Linked DNA regions of Homo sapiens: region 2 is linked to region 1. Evidence: read pairs that join two places in POLR2A ChIA-PET (ENCODE). Cell type or tissue: MCF 10A. All regions are shown on one strand. Links, peaks and the distances in the headings refer to the core of each region. The heading gives the core; the rest is flanking DNA.

Evidence for each region. ChIA-PET counts read pairs that join two places held together with the same protein. Peaks named below come from ENCODE experiments on the same cell type or tissue, not always from the same donor. Only the 100,000 strongest peaks of a DNase experiment are listed, where the experiment ranks them.
Region 2: POLR2A ChIA-PET joins it to region 1 with 5 read pairs; 2 of 35 experiments call an interaction of 5 or more read pairs at or near these places.

The regions. Positions count from the first base shown.
Region 1 is chr18:35,454,532-35,460,183 of GRCh38, reverse strand. All of the region lies in intron 1 of ZNF24TR (ZNF24 transcription regulator), which reads left to right. Among named protein-coding and RNA genes, the nearest start is that of ZNF24TR, 9.8 kb to the left of the region's middle. RefSeq lists an enhancer at 1,354-2,181. In MCF 10A, for the core only: no CTCF peak of the experiment used is centred there; DNase peaks (open chromatin) are centred at 1,093, 2,833 and 3,553.
Region 2 is chr18:35,523,976-35,529,627 of GRCh38, reverse strand. No RefSeq gene overlaps it. Among named protein-coding and RNA genes, the nearest start is that of INO80C, 29 kb to the right of the region's middle. In MCF 10A, for the core only: no CTCF peak of the experiment used is centred there; DNase peaks (open chromatin) are centred at 2,647 and 2,937.

The DNA.
Region 1 (5,652 bases), core at 383-5,382:
GGCCTGATCCCATTTTGTCATTAGTCACAAACACCACTTACTGGCCATTTGCGCTGGGCCCTGCACTGTTCCCTCAGGACTTCCTCAGTATCCTCTGTGGCAGGCACTATTGCTTCCAGTTTAACCCTGGGGGAAGCTGAGGCTCAGCAATTTTGGGCCATCAGCCCAAGCAGCACAGGAACATAGTCCAAGCTTGTCTTGAAGCTACTGGGAAGAGGAGAGGTGTCTAGGAGGATGTGCCCTCGCTTTCCTTCCCTGGGATCCCCAACCACCTAACCCCACTGCCTTTTCTTTTTTTCTTTTTCTTTTTTTTTGAGATCAAGTCGCATTCTGTTGCCTAGGCTGGAGTACGGTGGTGCGATCTCAGCTCACTACAACCTCCGCCTCTTTGGTTCAAGTGATTCTCCTGTTTCAGCCTCCCAAGTGGCTGAGATTACAGGTGTGTGCCACCATGTCTGGCTAATTTTTGTATTTTTTATTAGAGACAAGGTTTCCCCATGTTGGCCAGGCTAGTCTCAAACTCCGGACCTCAGGTGATCCTCCTGCCTTGGCCTCCCAAAGTGTTGGGATTACAGGTGTGAGCCACTACATCCGGCCCCCCACCACTTTTTGAAGAGAAGAGCCTAACAAAGGGATCAAGACTTTGTATCCTAGCATCACCATCCTCAGAACTCCATCCTAGGTATAGAAGAGTCCTTTTTAATCCCATTAACATTTCTGGCTTAGCGTCTCCTTAAATGAGTTTCATTCAACACAACATTTCATTTCCCACAATGTGGCAATCTCATCCCCTATCCCCTTTTACCTGGAACACTCCCTTTTCCCCAGCACTTAACTCAGCAGTCGCCTCCTCCAGGAGGCTCCCCCGTCCCCTCCTCTGCCCTCTGCCTTCCTCCATGGAACCCTGGCAGTCCCCCAGCTCCACAGTTGTTGCCTTGCATGGTCACCAGGGTAAGACCTTAAGGGCAGGGACACTCCACAGTGTCTGGCAAATGATGGAATGGACAGTGGCCTGGTCCATAGGCCAAGCTGGAGGCAAGGTGGCCTGTGGCCTGGAACAGTGACTCAGGCAGGAGGAATGTGGCTCAGGCTGCCTGCAGCTGCGATAAGGAGGACAGGATGGGGCTCTGCAAAGGACATCCTGCAGCAGCCAGGGGACTTTCCATGCAGAAGCACATGTGGAAACCCACAGCCTGAGAGAATCCTGGCCTGCATACTGCACAGAGTCCTTGAGGGTGAGCAAGAAGAAGACTGGAAATGCCATCCCTCTGTCACCAATCCACAGTGGGTTTGGGGAGGAGGCATGGCCAACATCCACTGGGCTGCACAGACAGTTTTATTACTACCCCACCTGGCTCCTGCCTTCTGGGGCCCTGCAGCCCATGAATTAATCCCTTTCCAGGCTAGCCTGGGGTACATCCATCCCCTTTGGCTCCTAACCCATGGAGTCAAGCCTCGGGCACATTTCTCCTACCAGCCTGGTTTGGGCCATATCTATGTAATGCTTTTGCCTTCATTTACTTAGGTTGCTCCCTTAAACAGGCTCACATTTTAAACATAACCTCTGCCTCCTAAGCAAATACTTATATTCATAAATTACTCCCACCTGAACCACCACCACTGCCACCACCCACAGGATTCCTGGGCTTCCTTGCAGCATAGATAAAAGCTTTTTTGGGCATCCACTTACCAGGCACTGGGTGGGAGCAGGCAGCAGGGCACATCCTCCCTCCTTGGAAGCAATATTTACTCAGCAATTCTCCACTCAGCAGTGTAAATCACTGTGGCTTCCCAGCAGGCATATGATCTCTGCCTGGTCGGGTTTCTCTCCCTTTTCCATGACTGAATCTGAAGCTCAAGCCCCTTTCCCCACAGCCTCTCCCACATATGCCTGGAAACTGAGGTCTGGCTCATCCTTCAGGGAGCTCCATGCTTCCCTGGTAAGGTAAAAAAAAAAAAAAAATCATCCTATTAATGCCCACAGTGATGTCATGTTGACACCGTGTACCCTTGATAGGATGTGATGAGAATGGCATTTCACCTCTGTGGTCTCCTTCCCAACACCCAATAGCCTAATTATGAGAAAAACATCAGACAAATCCCAACTGAAGGACATTCTAAAAAGTACCTGACCAGTAGTCTTCAAAACTGACAAGGCCATCAAAAATAAAGTCTGAAAAGCCGTCACGACCAAGAGAAGCTTAAGCAGACATGACAACTAAGTGAAATCTGGTGTCCTAGAAGGGACCATGGAACAGAAAAAGGACACGAAGCAAAACATAAGGAAATCTGAATAAACTATAGACTTCAGTTAATAACAACATATCACTATTGGTTCGTTAATTCTAACAAATGTGTCACACTAGTGTTATGATGTGAATAATAGGGGAAACTTGGCGTTGGAGCTGTAGAACTGTGTAGTATCTTTGTAACTTTTCTGTAAATCTGAAACTGTTTTAAATTTCAAAGTTTATTTTAAAATCATAATAAAGGTTACTGCAGGAAAGAATGGAGCAGCAATTGCTTGGTCAGGTGTCATGGAAGAAAATCTTACTCATGAATCCCAAATGCTGCCTTTCAAACTTTAGTTACGATAAAGTATCAACTAGTTACTAAGTGGGAAATCCACTTTCTTTCTTTCTTTTTTTTTTAACTGCTATTTTAACTATTACACAATCCACAAGAACTATTATTAATATGTACTTTAAAAATTCTGGTTTGACTTATTCTGATTCAAAATGTAATATATTACTTGTTAGGACTTGAACAGATTGTGAAAGTTGCTCCTACCTTAAGAAATAGTATTATTTGCAGAACACCCCTTTAAAGAGTTTTTGGAAATGACTCAGAATGCCCAGTTACTCCACCACATTCTACCCTGTAGGAATTGTGATAAAGAAGCAGTGCTTTCCGGTGATAGCTAGGTGCAATAAAACCAAACAAGTAGATTCCATACCTCATCGTGCATATGCAAAGCCTAGCCCATTCTTTCCTGCAGTAGTTGGTGAGGTTATCAATATGTGTCTGATTTTCATCCATCAAATGTTTCTTGAGCTGCCATTGTTTTATGGGGAGAGGGACGATTTGAGAAGGGGAGAGATGCTCTCAAAGGGAAATTTGGGAAGAAGCTTCTCTTGTTCTGAGTACAGATATCTCAAAATATAACATTAGTGTCTTGATTTGCATATTTGTGGTACATAACACATTGTAATACCATTCAAATTATAAAATACTTTCTCTTTTTTTTTTTTTTTTTTTTTGAGACAGGGTCTCACTCCATCACCCAGGCTGGAGTGCAGTGGTGCCATCTTGGCTCACTGCAACCTCCCTCTTCCAGGCTCAAGCAATCCTCTCACCTCAGCCTCCCTATAGCTGGACTACAGGCACGCACCACCACACCTGGATAATGTTTATATTTTTTCGTAGAGACAGGGTTTTGCCATGTTGCCCAGGCATGCCTCGAACTCCTGGGCTCAAGTGATCGGCCTGCCTCCGCCTCCCAAAGTGCTGGGACTACAGGCATGAGTCACCGCTGCACCCAGCCATAAAGAAATAAATGGAAAAAAAGTCCTGGCAACGGTCTTTGAAAAACTGAAATATACTCCATGAACCCTGTCATGCAGACCTGCCCAACTCTGCAATCTTAGCATCTCATTGTTTTGTTTTCCCTGTCATGTCTGCAGCTCATCTGTCTCTTGGGCTTCTTCCTATCTCGGTCCTGGTCCCCATCCCCTGTGTTTTACTCTTTGCCAGCTTTTTTTCTGGTTTTATGTTCTTCCTTGTCCAGAGCACGACCTTCATCTGTGTATGAGTCAACACAGAAAACCTGACCCAAAAAGGCCAGGTCCAGGAAGGGTGCAGCTCAGCTTTTACTGAGTGTCCTGTATGCTTTGTCAAGTCCTCCTTACGGGTTGTCTCATTTAGTTAGCAATGGATTTGGCATTTCAAGAGGAAACAAGGTTTAGAAGTCTCACAAAACAATCAGCCAATCAAAGAAGCCATAGAGCTACTGAGTGACTTCAACATCTCCAAACTCATTTCTGAGTATGGCCCACACTTAGAGAATGATCTGATAGTATTCATTTCTCTGGGCTGTTTCCTCATTTTCCCTTGAGTAGTAACTAGTGAATCAAAGGATCCCCGAGTTAAGCAAAATCCAACTCATCCACTCCTAGCTGAAGGTTCTAATGCTGCTCATTTCCATAAAACAAAGATTTCCCAGAGCCTGAAGTGGCTTCCTGTTGGCTACTTAAACAGCACAACATATGGTAAAATCAGACTATTAGTTTCTATAAAAAAGTTTATATATATATTAAAAAGGCCTACTACAATTTTGATTGGAATTGCATTGAACCTATAGATCAATTGGAAAAGAATGAGTATCTTAATATTGAGTTTTCTGAAACATAAACTTGACTCATCCTTCCATTTATTTAGATCTTCTTTAATTTCTCTCAGTAATGTTTTATAGTTTCCAGTATAGAAGCCTTGCGCATATTTTATCAAATTTATTCCTAAATATTTTATGGTTTTTGGTTGCTATTATAAATGGTCTTTAAAAAATTTATTTACAAGCGGTAGTATTCACTTTTGTGATATATATTTCTATGATAGATTCTCTTTTTTTTTTGAAAAACTGGGATATAAATTACATATATTAAAAAGCCTTTTAAAGTGTCCAACCCAGTGGTTTTTAATATATTCACAAGGTTGTGCAACTGTCACGACTATCTGATTTTTAGAACATTTCTATAATCCCCTCAAAGAAGCCCCCAGTCTATTAGTAGTCATTTCCCCCTCCCTCTAGCCCCTGCCAACCACTAATCTGTTTTCTGTCTCTGTGGACTGAGCTATTCTATTTATTTTGTATAAGGAGAATCATATAAATAGAATGATATAATATGTCACCTTTTGTGTCTGGCTTCTTTCACTTAGAATAATGTTTTCAAAGTTTATCTTCATTATGGCATATATCAGAATTTCATTCCTTTTTATGGTTGAATAATATTCCATTGTGTGGGTAAACCATATTTTGTTTATCCATTGTCCATCAATGACACTTGAGTTTCTCCCTCCTTTTGGCTATTATAAATAGTGCTGCTATAAACACTCATGTACAAGTGTTTGTTTGAATATTTGTTTTCAGTTCTTTTGAGTATATATCTAGGAGTGAAATTGCTGAGTCATATTATAATTCTGTGTTTAACTTTTACAGGAACCACCAAACTGTTTTCCACAGAGGCTGCATCAATTGACATTCCCACTAGCAATGGATGAGGGTTCCAATTTTTCCAGATGCTCACCAACACTTGTTAATTTTGGTTTTGTTTTCATTATGGCCATTCTGGTGGGTGTAAAGTAGCATCTCATTGTGGCTTGACTGAATTTCTCTAATGAGTAATGATGTTGAGCATTTTTCATGTGCTTATTGGCTATTTGTATATCTTTGTTGGAGAAATATCTGTTCAAGTTCTTTGGCCATTTTAAAATTGGGTTGTCTTTTTGTTGTTGAATTGTAAAGTTCTTTAGATATTCTGAATACTAGATCCTTATTAAATATATGATTTGAAAATATTTTTCCCATTTTGAATGTTGTCTTTTCATTTTTTGGATAGTGTCTTTTGGTGCACCAAACTTCAAAAATTTTTTCGA
Region 2 (5,652 bases), core at 336-5,335, 69 kb before region 1:
CCTTTACCTGCCCCTTATATTGTATTTTCTCCATGTTTTGCACCAATTGCTAAAGAAAACCCCATTAAACAATGTTTTAATTTTTTTTTAATTATCACACATATTTTAAAGAATTCACAAGGAAAAAGCCTAATTTATTATACTGAATTAGGTATTTATCACATCTGCTACTCTTCATTCTTGAAGTTCCAAGTTTTCCTCTGGTGTCATTTGCCTTCTGTTTGAAGAATTTCTTTTATGGCAGGTCTAATGACAATGAATTTTCTTTGTTTTTTTTTTCATCTGAGAATGTCTTTATTTCACCTGTATTCTTGAAATATATTTTTGCTGGTTACAGAATTCTGAACTGACAATGATTTTCTTTCAGTAGTTTAAAATGTTCCACTGCCTTCTGACCTGGATTTCTGAGGAGAAATCCAGTCATTGTAGCCATTTTTTTCCTACATGTAATGTGTTATTTTCCTCTGGCTGTTTTTTCCCCTTTGTTCTTAGTTTTCATCTGTTTGTGTCTGGGTATGAATTGCTTTGGGTTCATCTTCCTTATGGTATGCTCAGTGCTATGGTTTGGCTCTGTGTCCCCACCCCAATCTCATGTCAAATTGCAATTCCCAGTGTTGGAGGAGGAGCTTGGTGGGAGGTGATTGGATCATGAGGGTGTTTTCTAATGTCTTAGCACCGTCCGCTTAGTGCTGTCTCATGACAGAGTTCTCACAAGATCTGGTTGATTTAAAGTGTGTAGCACCTCCCACTTTGTTCTCGCTCTCCCCTGCCAGCCATGTGACCATGTACCCACTTCGCCTTTGCCTTCCACCACAATTGTAAGTTTCCAGAGGCCTCCCCAGAAGCAGAAGCCAATATAGCCTGCAGAACCATGAGCAGATTAAGCCTTTTTTCTTTATAAATTACCCAGTCTCGGGTATGTCTTTATAGCAGTGTGAAAATGAACTAATACAACTGAGTTTCTTGAATCTGTAAGTTTAAGTATTTCACTAAGTTTTGAAAGCTTTCAGCCATTATTCCTTTCAATACTTTTATAAACCACACTCTTTTTCCTTTCCTTTTAGGACTCTGATGACTCAAATTTAGAGTTTGTTGTTCTTGTTGTTGTCCTTCAGATCCCTACGACACTGTTCTTTTTTTTTTTTTTTTTTTGTGAGTCTGAGTCTCACTCTGTCACCCAGGCTGGAGTGCAGTGGTGGGATCTCAGCTCACTGCAACCTCTGCCTCCCAGGTTCAAGCTATTCTCCTGCCTCAGCCTACTGAGTAGCTGGGACTACAGGTGTGCGCCACCACACCTAGCTAATTTTTATATTTTTTGTAGAGGTGGGGTTCCACCATGTTGGCCAGGCTGGTCTCAAACTCCTGACCTCAAGTGATCCACCTGCCTTGGCCTCCCAGAGTGCTGGGATTACAGGTGTGAGCCACTGTGCCCAGCCATTTTTTAAAATAATTTTTTTCTTTGTTGTTCAGATTGAATAATTTCTATTGATCTACCTTCAAGTTGACTGACTCTTTCCTCCCATTTTTGTTCTACTATTGAGGACTACCCATACATTTTTTGTTTTGGTTGTTGTATATTTCAGTTCTAAAGTTTGCATTTGGTTCTTCTTTTATATCATGGCTCTCTCTGCTTAGACTTTGTATCTTTCCAATCATTTCAAGACTGTTCTTTCTTATTTATTGGCGCATTGTTGTAATAGCTGCTCTAAAATCTTTGGTAATTTTAATATATGTGTCTTCTTGTGATTGATGTCTTTTGGTTATGTTTATCCTTATGAATTGTTGAGATTCTTCTGGTTCTTCATTTGGGACATTTTGAATATTGTATTGAGACTCTGATCTTAATTGATTCTTATGGAGAAAGTTGATTTGTTTGTTTGTTTCAGCAGGCAATGAACTTGGTTAGGACCCATGTCTCACCTGCCTTTAGTGGGCTGTGGTTTTAATATCAGTTCAGTTTTCCAAGTTTTTACAGTGATATTCAGACATGTCCTCAACTGTCTACCTCCCAGTGACCGATCTGGGAACCAGGTGGTTGCCTAGTTCACAGTTCAGTTCTTGAAACTTTTGGTATGCTGTCTAGAGTCAGACCAATGCATTTATATTCCTGGAATAAGCCAACATGCTCATACATAACTTTAGGGGTTTGCTTTCTCGAATTTTCTCTTTACCATGATCTCTGTGACATGTTCTGGCCTCCAGGGATTGCTTCTCCTGGTATTCCGTCTAGAAACTGAAAATTTAGCTTCCCAACTCTGTAGCATACTTCTGACTGCATCTTTCCTCCAAAGCCAAGCAGTGGGAGAATAGACACAGACAAAAAACAATTCAAATTTTCTCTATGCTCTTCGGACTATAGTCCCTCTGGTCAGAGAGAAGGGTTCTACTCCCTCAGAATTTTAGGTGCCTCTTCAGTTGCTGCTGCTGTTACTATCACTGTCACCACCATGGGGTTTCCTGGAGGGTTGGGTGGGAGATAAAATAAATGACTAAAAATAAAGGGGAATGTCTCCCACTCTCTCTGAGTCTTATGGGCTCCCTTTCCCATCCTCAGGTCAGAAGGAGACAGCTTCTCTTGGAGCTTGCTTCGGTTTGGGTGTTTGTCACCTCCAAATCTCATGTTGAAATCTGATCCCCAATGCTGGAGGTGGGCCTAATGGGAGGTGATTGAGTCATGGGAGTGGTTCCCTCATGAATATATTAATGCCTTCCCTTGGGCATTTATTAGTTCCTGCATGAGCTGGTTGTTAAAAAGAACATGACATCTTCCCACCCCACTTCCCTGATCTCTTACCATGTACTCTCTGCACATGGTAGCTCCCCTTCACCTTCTTCTTTTTTTTTTTTTTTGAGGCAGAGTCTCACTCTGTCTCCCAGGCTGGAGTGCAGTGGCGCAATCTCTGCTCACTGCAACCTCCGCCTCCCAGGTTCGTGGGGCTTGAAGCCAAGTGTTTGGTTTTTGTTCTTCCTGAAGCTTGCACAGCTTTAGACCTCGTCTGCTAACAGCACTTGTCTGTTAGGAGATGATTCTGCCTCCTTTCTTTTCCTCCTACTCAGTGCAGAGCTTGCAGGGTCCCCAGCAGCCAGGCAGTTATTTGGGTGTTAAGTAGCCTTATGCTATTTTTAGCTCTTAGAGGATTGCAAGTGCTTTATACACAACTCTTTACTTCTTGTTTGCTTTATCTTTTCATTTTTGTTGTTGCTGTTTTTTGTTTTTGTTTTTGTTTTGAGACAGAGTCTCGTTCTGTTGCCCAGGCTGGAGTGCAGTGGTGTTATCTCAACTCACTGCAAGCTCCTCCTCCCAGGTTCAAGCAGTTCTTGTGCTCCTGGAGAGCTGTGATTACAGGCGCATACCACCATGCCTGGCTAATTTTTTATTTTTTTATTTTTTGTATTTTTAGTAGAGACGGGGTTTTGCCATGCTAGCCAGGCTGGTCCTGAACTCCTGGCCTCAAGTGATATGCCCGCCTCAGCCTCCCAAAGTGCTAGGATTACTGGCATGAGCCACTGCACCCAGCCTGTTTGCTTTATCTTTTCTAAAGCTCAAAACAAATAGGAAAGAGCTTCACTTGCTCCCTCCAGGCAGCTACTGAATGAGAGTCTCCGCAGAGCCAGCACTTAGTTGACACCAGCCCAGCTCCAGGCTGCACGTGACTTGGAGGAGGATCCGAGACATGCCTCTTCTTCCTCCATCATGGGAGGCAGCGTTAGCCACAATGTCTCACCTTCAGCCCACGACCTTCCAACAGATACATGCCAAGTTTCCTGTCCTGCTTCCTGTCATTGCTGCCTAGGAAACAACTCTCCAAAGAAGGAACCACCACTAGTTTGACTTGCTCTTCTCCAAGCTCCTCTTACACATCTCAGAAGGGGTCACTGAGCTAGTGGCTGTTTTCTTACACTCTTCATATGTACAGCACTGCTGATCTGGTCTCTGTTACTCTTTACATTTGAAAATGTCTTAACATTCTATTATGCACTCCGTTAAGACTTTTTATTTTTTGAGACAGAGTTTTGCTCTGTCACCCAGCCTGGAGTGCAGGGACATGCTCATAGCTCACTGCAGCCTCCAACTCCTGGGCTCAATAGGTCCTCCCACCTCAGCCTCCCAAGTAGCTGGTACTACAGGTGTGCACCACCATGCTCAGCTAATTTTTTATTTTATTATTACTTTCTATAGAGATGGGGTCTTGCTATGTTGCCCACGCTGGTCTCGAACTCCTGGTCTAAAGTGATCCTCCTGTCTTGGCTCCCCAAAGCACTGGGATTACAGGTGTAAGATGTATAGATGATACAAATAGATGACTATTTAATAGTCATCTGCATGCCATATTTTTTGAGGTGGAGTTTCAAAGCCTTGGAAGCAGTCCTACATTCATGAGTCCTTTGGAACCAGCTCAGGTCAAATGGCTCCTTCTGTGTGTACCCAGCCTTCCTTTCTGGGCCCAAGCAGGGACCTGACTTTGGGTCACACCTGGCTCTCCCATATGGAATAAATGCAAGCTCTCTCCCTTACACTGCTCCATTCCAGTTCTTGGCCTGCCTAACTCATATATCAGCTGCAAACAGGCCAAGGAGAAGAGGAGAGGACCTGGAAGCAGTTAACATGTGGTTTATTTGCGGGTCAACTCTAGCTTATTGCTCTTATGACAGCATGTAATTGTAACGAGACCTGGTGCTGTTGCTCCCAATTACTGCTTACATCCTGAATCTTGGTGTGTCTGGACTGTGTTTTCGGGTTGGGTTATCAGCGCTGCAGTTAGCCTGATTATTTGGTAATCTTGGTATATGCCTCTTGAGCCCAAGCTCTGGCTTTGTATCTCGATGCTTCCTCAGAGGGTTTTCCTTATAATAACTGTAATAATGGCAGTTACTCTTTACCAAGTATGTGCTGACTGAGAACTATTTTAGACCATTTTACATGCATTAGCCTATGTGTTTCTCCCAGTAACTCTGAAAGATAAACTGCCGAGGGTCAGAGAGGTTAAGGAACTAGCCCAAGCTCACATAGCACAGCTAGTTCAACGACAGACTTGAAAATAATACTCAAATCTGCTTGACTCCAAAGTGTGTGCTGCTTCATTTCCTCTGCACCAGACTTGCGACCTTCTGCTCAGAAGGGCCTGGAGAGTATGCTGAGTTCTGGGTATTTCCATGGCTGGAGATTTCACAAGCTCATGCCTGACCCATGTGGCCTGGAGAATTTCCTTGGGTTGGGTTTCTGGTTTGCTCCTGCCTTCCCTGTGAGGCAGCAGCAGTTCCGCCCGAGCCGCTTCCCTCTTCAGTATTCACTGTTCAGCTCCTGTCAATCCCACTGCATAAGTACAAATTCAACTTGTCCACCCCTCACTGAGAAAGCCAGGTACACCCCCATGGAGAAAATTGCATGGATGTATTTGGAATTAACTCAATTGATGATGTATAAAAATACTTAAAGACATTTGGGAAACTGGGGCTGGAGTTTTGTTCAAACTGGCAGTAGCAGGTCGGATAGGACAAGATGTAGAGTGCAGATTTTCTATTAAAAATATAGGGGAGAAGTGACTTCGTTGAAGCCTTGGTAGCAGCAGGTTGCCATGGTAACACAGGCACACTGATCTGAATTAGAAAGAAATTACTATAGGGTCGAACTACACCAGAGGGAAAAAAGAG